3 separate regions of the Homo sapiens genome follow, and all the other regions are linked to region 3. The links are chromatin contacts, found by Hi-C or POLR2A ChIA-PET in ENCODE. All regions are on one chromosome and are shown on one strand. Each heading gives the region's core, a stretch centred on a gene start or an enhancer-like site at or near the end of the contact. The rest is flanking DNA. Distances are from core to core; before and after follow the strand shown.

Evidence for each region. Hi-C counts contacts between places; a loop is a spot of excess contacts on that map. ChIA-PET counts read pairs that join two places held with the same protein, here RNA polymerase II (POLR2A). Pooled maps may share reads with other maps.
Region 1: a loop to region 3 is called in a pooled map, with 7 times the contacts of the local background. The contact joins the promoter of AKAP13 here to the promoter of ZNF592 in region 3. A Hi-C loop is called at or near these places in 2 of 37 single-sample maps with no recorded cell type and 6 of 50 pooled maps. POLR2A ChIA-PET finds 5 or more read pairs at or near these places in 3 of 52 experiments (activated CD4-positive, alpha-beta T cell, activated T-cell and naive thymus-derived CD8-positive, alpha-beta T cell).
Region 2: a loop to region 3 is called in a pooled map, with 2.7 times the contacts of the local background. The contact joins the enhancer-like site here to the promoter of ZNF592 in region 3. A Hi-C loop is called at or near these places in 1 of 37 single-sample maps with no recorded cell type and 2 of 50 pooled maps. POLR2A ChIA-PET finds 5 or more read pairs at or near these places in 2 of 52 experiments (AG04450 and OCI-LY7).

The regions. Positions count from the first base shown.
Region 1 is chr15:85,379,137-85,381,904 of GRCh38, forward strand. AKAP13 (A-kinase anchoring protein 13) reads left to right here and starts at 1,467. Exons shown (of 37, transcript NM_007200.5): 1 at 1,467-1,662. MIR7706 (microRNA 7706) reads left to right here and starts at 1,460; the gene lies at 1,460-1,526. RefSeq lists silencers at 1,318-1,397, 1,778-2,347, 2,004-2,171.
Region 2 is chr15:85,329,768-85,332,508 of GRCh38, forward strand. No RefSeq gene overlaps it. Among named protein-coding and RNA genes, the nearest start is that of MIR7706, 49 kb to the right of the region's middle. RefSeq lists enhancers at 1-9, 70-399, 601-770, 1,453-1,532, 1,623-1,932. Within about 2 kb of position 1,429, at least 32 of the 41 ENCODE cell types and tissues checked have a DNase peak (open chromatin) inside an H3K27ac peak, as active enhancers do; they include OCI-LY7, where a contact is called at or near this core.
Region 3 is chr15:84,746,958-84,749,986 of GRCh38, forward strand. ZNF592 (zinc finger protein 592) reads left to right here and starts at 1,635. Exons shown (of 11, transcript NM_014630.3): 1 at 1,635-1,707. RefSeq lists enhancers at 787-1,086, 1,159-1,998, 2,527-2,606 and silencers at 1,157-1,576, 1,637-2,126.

The DNA of each region.
Region 1 (2,768 bases), core at 217-2,716, 630 kb after region 3:
AGGTTACAGTGAGCTGAGATTGCACCATTGCACTCCAGCCTGGGCAACAAGAGTGAAACTCTGCCTCAAAAAAAAAAAAAAAAAAAAAAAGAAAAAAGAAAAAAAGAGAAAATATATGTGAGCACCAGAGCTCAACATTAGGAGCATTTCTGAGATTTGGAGCTATTCAACAATGGAAGTTCCTGGCACACACATCAGGTATTCACAATACCCTTTCTCAGGTGTTTGGTCACTGCTAGTGAGCCGCCTGGATCAGTGTTTCCCAAATGGCAGTCATTTGCATCTTTGCTTTTCTTTTGGGGGCGGGGGGGTAATATCCTGTACCAGATTTTTGAAAACTGACATTAAAAATACATGTTTAAAATGTGCAAAGTGCACTAAAGTGCACTGGATGTATTTTTTATTCATGTATATACTTTTGTTATCTATCACCCAGGTCAAAATACAGAACCAGCACCCCAGAGGGTTCCCTCCTCCTCCTTCCCAGCCAATAATCTTCTCCTCCTACCTAACCGCTGTTCTTACTTCAATCACTATCAACTAGTTTTACACGTTCTTCAACTGCATATAAATTGTCTCAGTTTTTTACTTAACACTTTTCTTGAAGTGCTTTCGTTTTTTGCCACTTTTTATTTGACCTAAGAAATAACATTAATGAAACAGTGGTTTGACGTGATAGGCATTTCCCTCCTAATGCGCACTAAAAACACTTAACTATTTGAAAAAAGAAGTTTCTTCGTGTACCAACTAATATATTCTCCGCCCTGTCTCCAGAAACCGCCCTTCCTCTGTGGGCCGGTGGTTACCGGCACCATTGGTACACGGACCACATTTTGTTTCCCAAAGCAACCAGATGATTTTTGAGGTCCTTTGCAGCTCGAACACGGAATGACTTTGTGGTGATCGAGTAGCCAGAAGTTCACGGAATGCACTGTCACAATTGTGATTCCGCCATAGCGCCGTGCATCCATCCAACACTTGTTTAATACCTATATTTAATACCTAATACCTTAGACGGTCCTAGGCTGTGGACACAGAAGACTAAACCCCACTTCCTGAGTTGAAGTGGGGGAAATAGAGGAGTAAATCATTTCACGATGTGTGGTTAAGTGCTGCAGCTCAGGTAACCACCAGTACACAGAGGAAGGGCGGTTTCTGGAGACAGGGCGGAGAGGAGACCGTGGGTGGGCATTTCCCAGAGCAGCCTCTGCCAGCCACCCTACTTTGATCACTTTGCCGCCGAGCAGCAGCGGCGGTCAACCTCAGCCTCCCTTAGCAACCTGAGTGCCCCGTCCAGGAGCCTTACTATTGGTCTCATGCAGCGAGATGGGCAGTTCTGCCGTGCAATCCCAGCTCGCAGTTCTTGCTCCGCGTGTACTCACGGGAGGACTCGCAGGCGTTACCGCCTTCCCGCGTGCCCCGCCCACCCTCCCGAGCGTCTTTCGGCGCATGCGCGGACTGGAGCTGTGTGCAGGGCCAGCGCGGAGCCCGAGCAGCCGCGGTGAAGCGCCTGTGCTCTGCCGAGACTGCCGTGCCCATTGCTCGCCTCGGTCGCCGCCGCTTTAGCCGCCTCCGGGGGAGCGGCCGCCTATTGTCTTTCTCCGCGGCGAAGGTGAAGAGTTGTCCCAGCTCGGCCCGCGGGGGAGCCCCGGGAGCCGCACGGTGAGAGCGCAACTTAGTTGGCGGAGTTGGGGGAAGTTTTGTGATTTGTGGGTCGGGGCGCGGAGCGCGGCCAGTCCCCTGCGGTTGCTCGGTGGGGCGGGCCCCGGAGGAGGGGCGGGGGCTGCGGGGGTTTCGGGGGCGGGCTGGACAGACGGGTCGCCGGGCGGCGCCGGGACCTCAGGTCTGCGGACCCCTCCTCCCTGCGCATCGCCCTTCTCCCGCATTGTCTGCTTGGGGCTCGGCGCGCCTCCCACTCCGCAGCCCAACTTAGAGGCCGTCGCCGCTTTCCGGGTGGGGGGCGCGCCCGGCCGCCGATGCTACCTCAGGCGCTCCGCCCCCAGCGAGGCCCCGAATCCTTGCCCCGGGTCCCCGGGTCGGCGCCGCCGGGGCGGGCTCACTCCTCCCCTGGGGCGGGCGGCCGCGGTGTGGAGTCCCCGCCGTGGAGTCCGCGCCGTGAACAAGTGCTGCGGGCGCGAGGGAGCGGCTCCCCGGGGTCGACGCGGACGGTAAACACGTCGGGCCGCGCCTGCCTGTCGGTGCCTCTCCGCGGCTTCTCGGGGGTGCGGCCCAGCTGACCCGCGCGGGTCGCAGGCGAGCGGCCCAGGAGACCCGTGCGGTCCCCACGCGCTCTGGGACCCGTGCAGCCAGCCGGCTCAGCTTGCAGCTATACTTTGATACCAAACAAAACTTTTTTTTTTTTTTTTGGTAAATACGGTTTACTGCTTTTTTTTTTTTTTTTTTTTTGCAAAGCCACGAAGTATGTGAAGTTGAAAAAAGGAAAAACCCTAAAACTTTTTAAAAAAAAATCAAGAAAGGGGGTAGATAGGTTTGTTTTGTTTTGGAAATAGTTCTTATAGCAGAGTGATACCGTCCCATTTAATTTTCTAGATCCCGGAATTCACAATGAAAATTGGATTGAGCGGTATTTTGGTGTTCATTCTTTGCTAATGACACTCCTTAATGAAGTTATTTGGAGAGTTTATTGCTTCAGTACAGTAAAAACCAGTGTGCCTTTTTTTTTGTTAGTAGTCCCCCCCACAACAAGTGTTTTATTTTTAGAAGAAGCATTTTCTTCAGTTTTTCTGAACTGTTGGATTGCGCAGATG
Region 2 (2,741 bases), core at 179-2,678, 580 kb after region 3:
ATCACATTAGTAAAATTAAGTTGAGGGAACTGAAACTGCTGGCTTTGGGTCTGTTTCTGGGTGCGCACACACGAGCTGCAGAAGTCTCACTGGTTTCAGTTATCTCTGGCTGCAGAACTTTTTTGTTTTCTTCCAGCCCAGACGACCTGAAGAAGCATAGATGCTACCCATAGATGAACGTGGCCTTTGGCTCTGCTCACACAGTTTCTCTTTAATCAAAGAAAGACCACAGTAAAGGATATTTACAAGGAAAGGGAAAGTGAAAGGGCGCGGAGAGAAGAGCAGAATCACCAAGGAAAACTCCTCCTACCATGGTCTCTGCAGCCAGCCTCCTTCTCACTGATGTCGGTGTTCTCACGATCCTTTTGCTCCTATTATTTAGTGACCTCGCCACTCTAAGTGTGGTGTCCAGTGCAGCAGAATTAGCACCACCTGGCATCTCCTTAGAAGTGCACAATCTCAGCCCTCCCCAGACCCTCGACTCAAAACTCTGCATTTTAACAAGATGCCCACGTGATTCATCGTATGCACGTTAACATTTGAGAAGCACTGCTCTGAGGTTTCCAAAAGGCAAAATAAAACTGCAGAGTGAACAGCTGCAAAACAGATGCAAAGTTAATCACGTGGGATCACATACGACTCCTCCAGGGGATTTATGACTCTCTGTGGATGGTAGCTGGTAATACAGAAAACAGAAATTTGAAGGAATATGTGGAAAAAAGTAAATGCTGTGCTGCAGCCCTTTGAGTGCCCTAAAGGGATTCACCTTGAGTTAGAGGAAATGCCGTGCCTAACCCCTGAAATAGTTTCATGTACCCTATGAGAGCTCAAGTGTTTGGTGCTTTTGTTTGGGGGGTTTGTTTGTTTTCATTAGGGAACAGAGAATTTATACTGGTGTTCCATGAAAGAAGAGAGATCTATTTGATTAGTATTTCCAACATAGCATTCCACAATACCAAAATTTGTAAGAGGAGTTGATATACGTTTTTAAATAACCTAGAAAATAAGTTAAGGCGAATGGGTCCGGTTCAACTTCAGGTCTGCTTTCAACCTACTCAAATTGGATTGATGTTGTTCATTCAACAAATATCAAGTCTCAGGATCTGTGCAAAGAAGAACTTCAAGGAAAGCAGCCACTAACAGCTGCAAACCCCTGCCATCGCTGCAGACAGCCCATGACAATCGAGGTGGGGAACAGATCTGCTGGGGAGGAGGGTAGGGCCGAGGGCGCAGCTACAGGAAGGAGCAAGGGGGAGTTCTGCACGCCCTTGTGGGTTAGGAAGCTGAGCTCACTGCAGAAATCAGCCTGGTCCTGAACCCTGGACCTGAGCTGCGTGGGGTACAGGTTCAGTCTGACTCATGCACTGGCCTGCGGAACAGACCACAACTCTGCCTGGTGAAGGTTTTCAAAGAACCATGTCAGCAAGTCCTGCTGCCTCCTCAGGCTCCGGAGCTGTGGCCCAGTTTAAGGTGAACAAGTCCCACAAGTCCCACAGGTCTGACTCCCATGACCATGTCCGGAAGCAGCCGCTAGAGGCTGCACTTGGTCCCTTCAAGGAAGAAACGAAAGGGCCTGAGCAAATTTGCAGCTGGCTTTGTTCTGCCTGGAACACTCTGTTCTTTCCTCACATCCTCCCGCCCCGCTGAGGGCTCTCTACACAGGCCTGCAGGAGATCACATGCCAGCCTGGAAGTTAGAGCACCCCGGGGCCTCTAAGTTACCAAGGGAGAGCTGGATGTGCCAAGTGGCCTCCTAAGGGACACTGCCTGGGGGCAGAAGGTTTTGGTTCTCTGATGAGAGGCAACTGTCCTCTGACTTCACTAGGATTCTGAAGCCCAGAGAACCGATTCAGAGAGAGGGCAATCGAGCGAGATGGAGACAGAATGGACCCAAATACTGTCCAAATGTTCAGTGTTCAGTGAGCCGGCTTCTGTCACAGTGAGGTACCTGAGGCGGGGACTGCTCCCCGGGAGGGTGAGTGGGAGTTGACTCTGCAGGGGGAGCTGAGTGGGGAGAAATCAATCAAGCAGAAAAGTGAAGCAGAAGTTTCTAGAGGCTTGCCCCACCTACCAGAGGAGTGTTCAGAGGTGCTTGAACTCTTAAGGTCACTGGACATTTTTAACTGGGGTGAGGACTCGGACAGATTCACAACAAGGCAAGCAGCAGAAAGTGGCTCCTGAAGTGCTTCTTGAGAAATGTGAGCCAACACATGACAATCACACACAACACCTGAGAGATGCTGGCATTGCTATAGGGAAGGGGTATGACCCACCCTTTGGGAGCACCCATTCCCCCTACCCCGCCCCGCTCTGTGTTTAGTGCTTTCTACGTTCCATTGTTAGTGATGTTCAGTGACCTCACAGCCCGGTGGGGCAAATATAAATATCCCCATTTCTCTAATGTGGAAAGTAGGACTGGAAGAGGTTAAGTAACTTGCCAGGGTCAGCTGGTAACAATGACAGAGCTATGATGCTTGTTTGTTTGATTTGGCTTGTAATCAGGTAATATAGTCATATGATTCAAAAATCAAAACCGTAGAAAGGGGGCCAGGCGCGGGGGCTCATGCCTGTAATCCCAGCACTTTGGCAGGCCAAGGTGGGCAGATCACCTGAGGTCAGGAGTTTGAGACCAGCGTGACCGACATGGTGAAACCCCATCTCCATTAAAAATACAAAAATCAGCCCGGCGTGGTGGCATGTGCCTATAATCCCAGCTACTGGGGAGGCTGAGGTAGGAGAATC
Region 3 (3,029 bases), core at 385-2,884:
GGCAGAGGTTGCAGTGAGCCGAGATTGTGCCATTGCACTGCAGCCTGGGCAACAAGAGCGAAACTCTCTCTCAAAAAAAAAAAAAAAAAAAAAAAAAAAAAAAGCCAGGCATGGTGGCGTGCGCCTGTAATTCCAGCTACTTTGAAGGCTGAGGCTGGATTATCACTGGAACTCTGGAGGTAGAGGTTGCAGTGAGCCGAGACCACGCAATTGCACTACAGCCTGGGCTGCGAGACCGAAACTCCGTCTCCAAAGACAAAAAAAAAAAACAAAAAACAATCAACTTTTCCCTTTACTCTTTTGCAGAGAGGGAGGGTCTCGCTATGTTGCCCAGGCTGAACTCAAACTTCTCGGCTTAAGGGATGCTTTTGCCTCAGCTTCCACAGTAGGACCCAACTTTCTCCTTTACTCTTGGTACTTCTTGAGCTCCAGGCCTACTTTTCTCTCTCTCACTGCCAAACATTTGAAATCATCACCCTTTATTAACTCCATTGCTTCATTGGCTAACATACTCTTTAGACAAGCTCTTCAACTCAGTTCTGTGCCTGGTGCACAGCAGGCTCCGGCTGCATGTTAGTTCCAGCCATCTTGCACATTTGCATCTCCTTCCTGGAGAAGGAATTTCTCCATGGTTAGCAGTGTGTGCTCACTCCTAGTCACCAGGGCCTCATCTCCGTGTTCCCACACCCTGACCTTGCTGCCGCCCTAATGCTGCGGACCCAGTTTCCAGGTACGCCGGGTTCTTGGAAGGTCCTGCCGGTCACCCTCCCAGCCTTCTGCCAGACTCACTGAGTTCTCACCCTGCACAGTCATCGTTTCCCCAGTAACCCTGAGAGATCTCCCAGTCTACCTCTTCGAGGCACCCGTTGCCAGTCCTCCATCTCTGTTTGCCGCGCGTCCCTCGGTTACCCCAGAGGCAACACGTCAGGCTGCCCCGCACCTCCAAGCCTGCGCGAATGTCCTTGTAGCCAGCTATGACCAAACATTTAGGGCGCACCTGAGCGCCAGGCCCACGCCACCCCTGCTTGCTTTCACTTAACAGCCTCGACTAGGCCCCCTATGCGCCAGGTCTCAGTGAAGAGGACGCAGTCCCGGGTCCTGGGCGCTCTTTGCCGGGCGAGACAGCTGCGTAGGCAGATCCTGTTCCTCTAGTGGGCGGCCTCGGCCCCTGCCCCTGCCCCGAGGCGCGTCAGAGGACAAGAGGCCCAGGTCGCTGGCAGCGGCTGCCTGCCCGACCGCACAGGGTGCCTAGCACGGGTGGCGGGGACTGGAGCCGGGCGGGGGCCGGCCGGGGTCGGGGGTCCAGCCCTGAGCGGCGCCGTCCCCGCCCCGCCCCGTCCCGTCGCGTCCCGCCCCGCCCTACCCGCCGCCGCCGTCGTCGCCGTCGCCGGGCCTGCGCCGCGCAGCCCGCCTCGGGCGGGAGGCGGGAGGCGGGAGGCCGGGCCCAGGCCGGGGCAGCCCCTCCACCGCACCGTCCTGGGCCGGTGCCCAGGTCCGAGTCGCCTTCCGCCTGCCCCCCCCCCCCCCCAATCCCCCGCCGCGGCAGCCCCAGCCAGGTCCCGCCGCCAGGCCGGCTCCCGCCCCCGCTCCGCCCCCGGAGCCGCAGCCCCGCCCGCCATCGCCGTCGCCATGTTGTGGCTCCCGCAGCCGGCGCTGGGGACGCGCGCGGCCGAGACTCTGGCCTGCAGTCGCCGCCGCCGCCGCCAGGTAAGCGCCCCCCGCGGGCCGGGCCGAGCGGGGCCTGCGGGCCGGGGCAGCCCCAGCCTGGGCCCGGGAGGATCGCAGCCGGGACCGAGTCCGAGCCCGAGCCGGGGCCCGGCCCTGCAGCCTGGCGGACCCTGGCCGCCGCCAGAGGCGGCAGCCACTTCCCCCGACCGCCGCCTGGCGGGCCCGGGCCGCCACCCCACCCCGCCCCCGGCCGTCGGGCGCCGGCCCCTTCCGCCGCTGCGACCGCCGCTGCGACCGCCGCTCCTTGGCAGGCCGGGCACGCTGCTGTCCTCCGCGCTGGGCGGGACGTGCGGCCGCCCTCGGCGATAGCCGGCGGCCCCCAGCCCGGGCACGGATAACGGTGCCACTTTCTCCCTCTGGGACGGCCTGTCAGCCCGACCGTCCCCGCCGCCCGAAGAGCTGTCGCCGTCACAGGGCAGACACTTCGGGGAACGACCCTCTTTGGCGCTCCTCAGTACTCCCCTCCCCTGAGCCCAAGTTCTGACCCTGAGGAAGGTTTCTCCCGGAGCAGACAGGTATTCCTAGAGCTCCAGAGTTGGGGTCCTCAGGGGTGACCAGGCCTGTTGATCAGGGTGAAAATTGTCTCTCTGCAAGGGCTCTTCCTGCCAACGAGGGGGTTGGCGGGAGGCTCAGTGTGACCTGAGGGAGGACAGGAGAGCGTCTGCTGGACAGATGGCCTCCTGGCCTTGGATCAGCGTTTGTGAGGGGGAGGGGTCCGTATGACCTTAGGTATGCCTGCTCCTGAGTACTGCAGGATTATTGAAGCTGTTTAGGGATTTTAAACCATTTTTTGAGTAGGCCAAAGGTGGCATTAAAGGTCCTGGATTGGAATAAGTCCACAGGCCCACCCAGGGAAGCATGTTTGGCATCCAGGACTAGTCTAGAATAGGACTGGCAGTAGAAGAATGGGACTTGGGGAGTAAGACGGTATTTGGCTTATGGTTTGCCCACTTGAGTTCAGGCCTGTGCTCATGGAGGGCCTGTAGGGTGCTTCTGTCGCGGGTGCAGTGTGGTGCACAGTGTGGCAGAGTGCGGAGGATGTGGACAGACAGATTCCTGGCCTGGTGGATGCTTGGTGGTATTTTAGTAGTCTGTTTCCTCAACCTCACTGTTACGTTACACAGTGAAAGGGGCAGAAGTGTGGTGCTAGTGCGTCCATTTTGATCATTTTCCAATTTTTCAACTAGTTGTGGCTTTGATTCATTAAATAAATTTTTACTGAGCACTTACTCTGTGCCAGGCACTGAGCTAGGTGTTGGGAGTACATTGGTAAGCCAGAAAGATACCATGTTTTAGTTCTT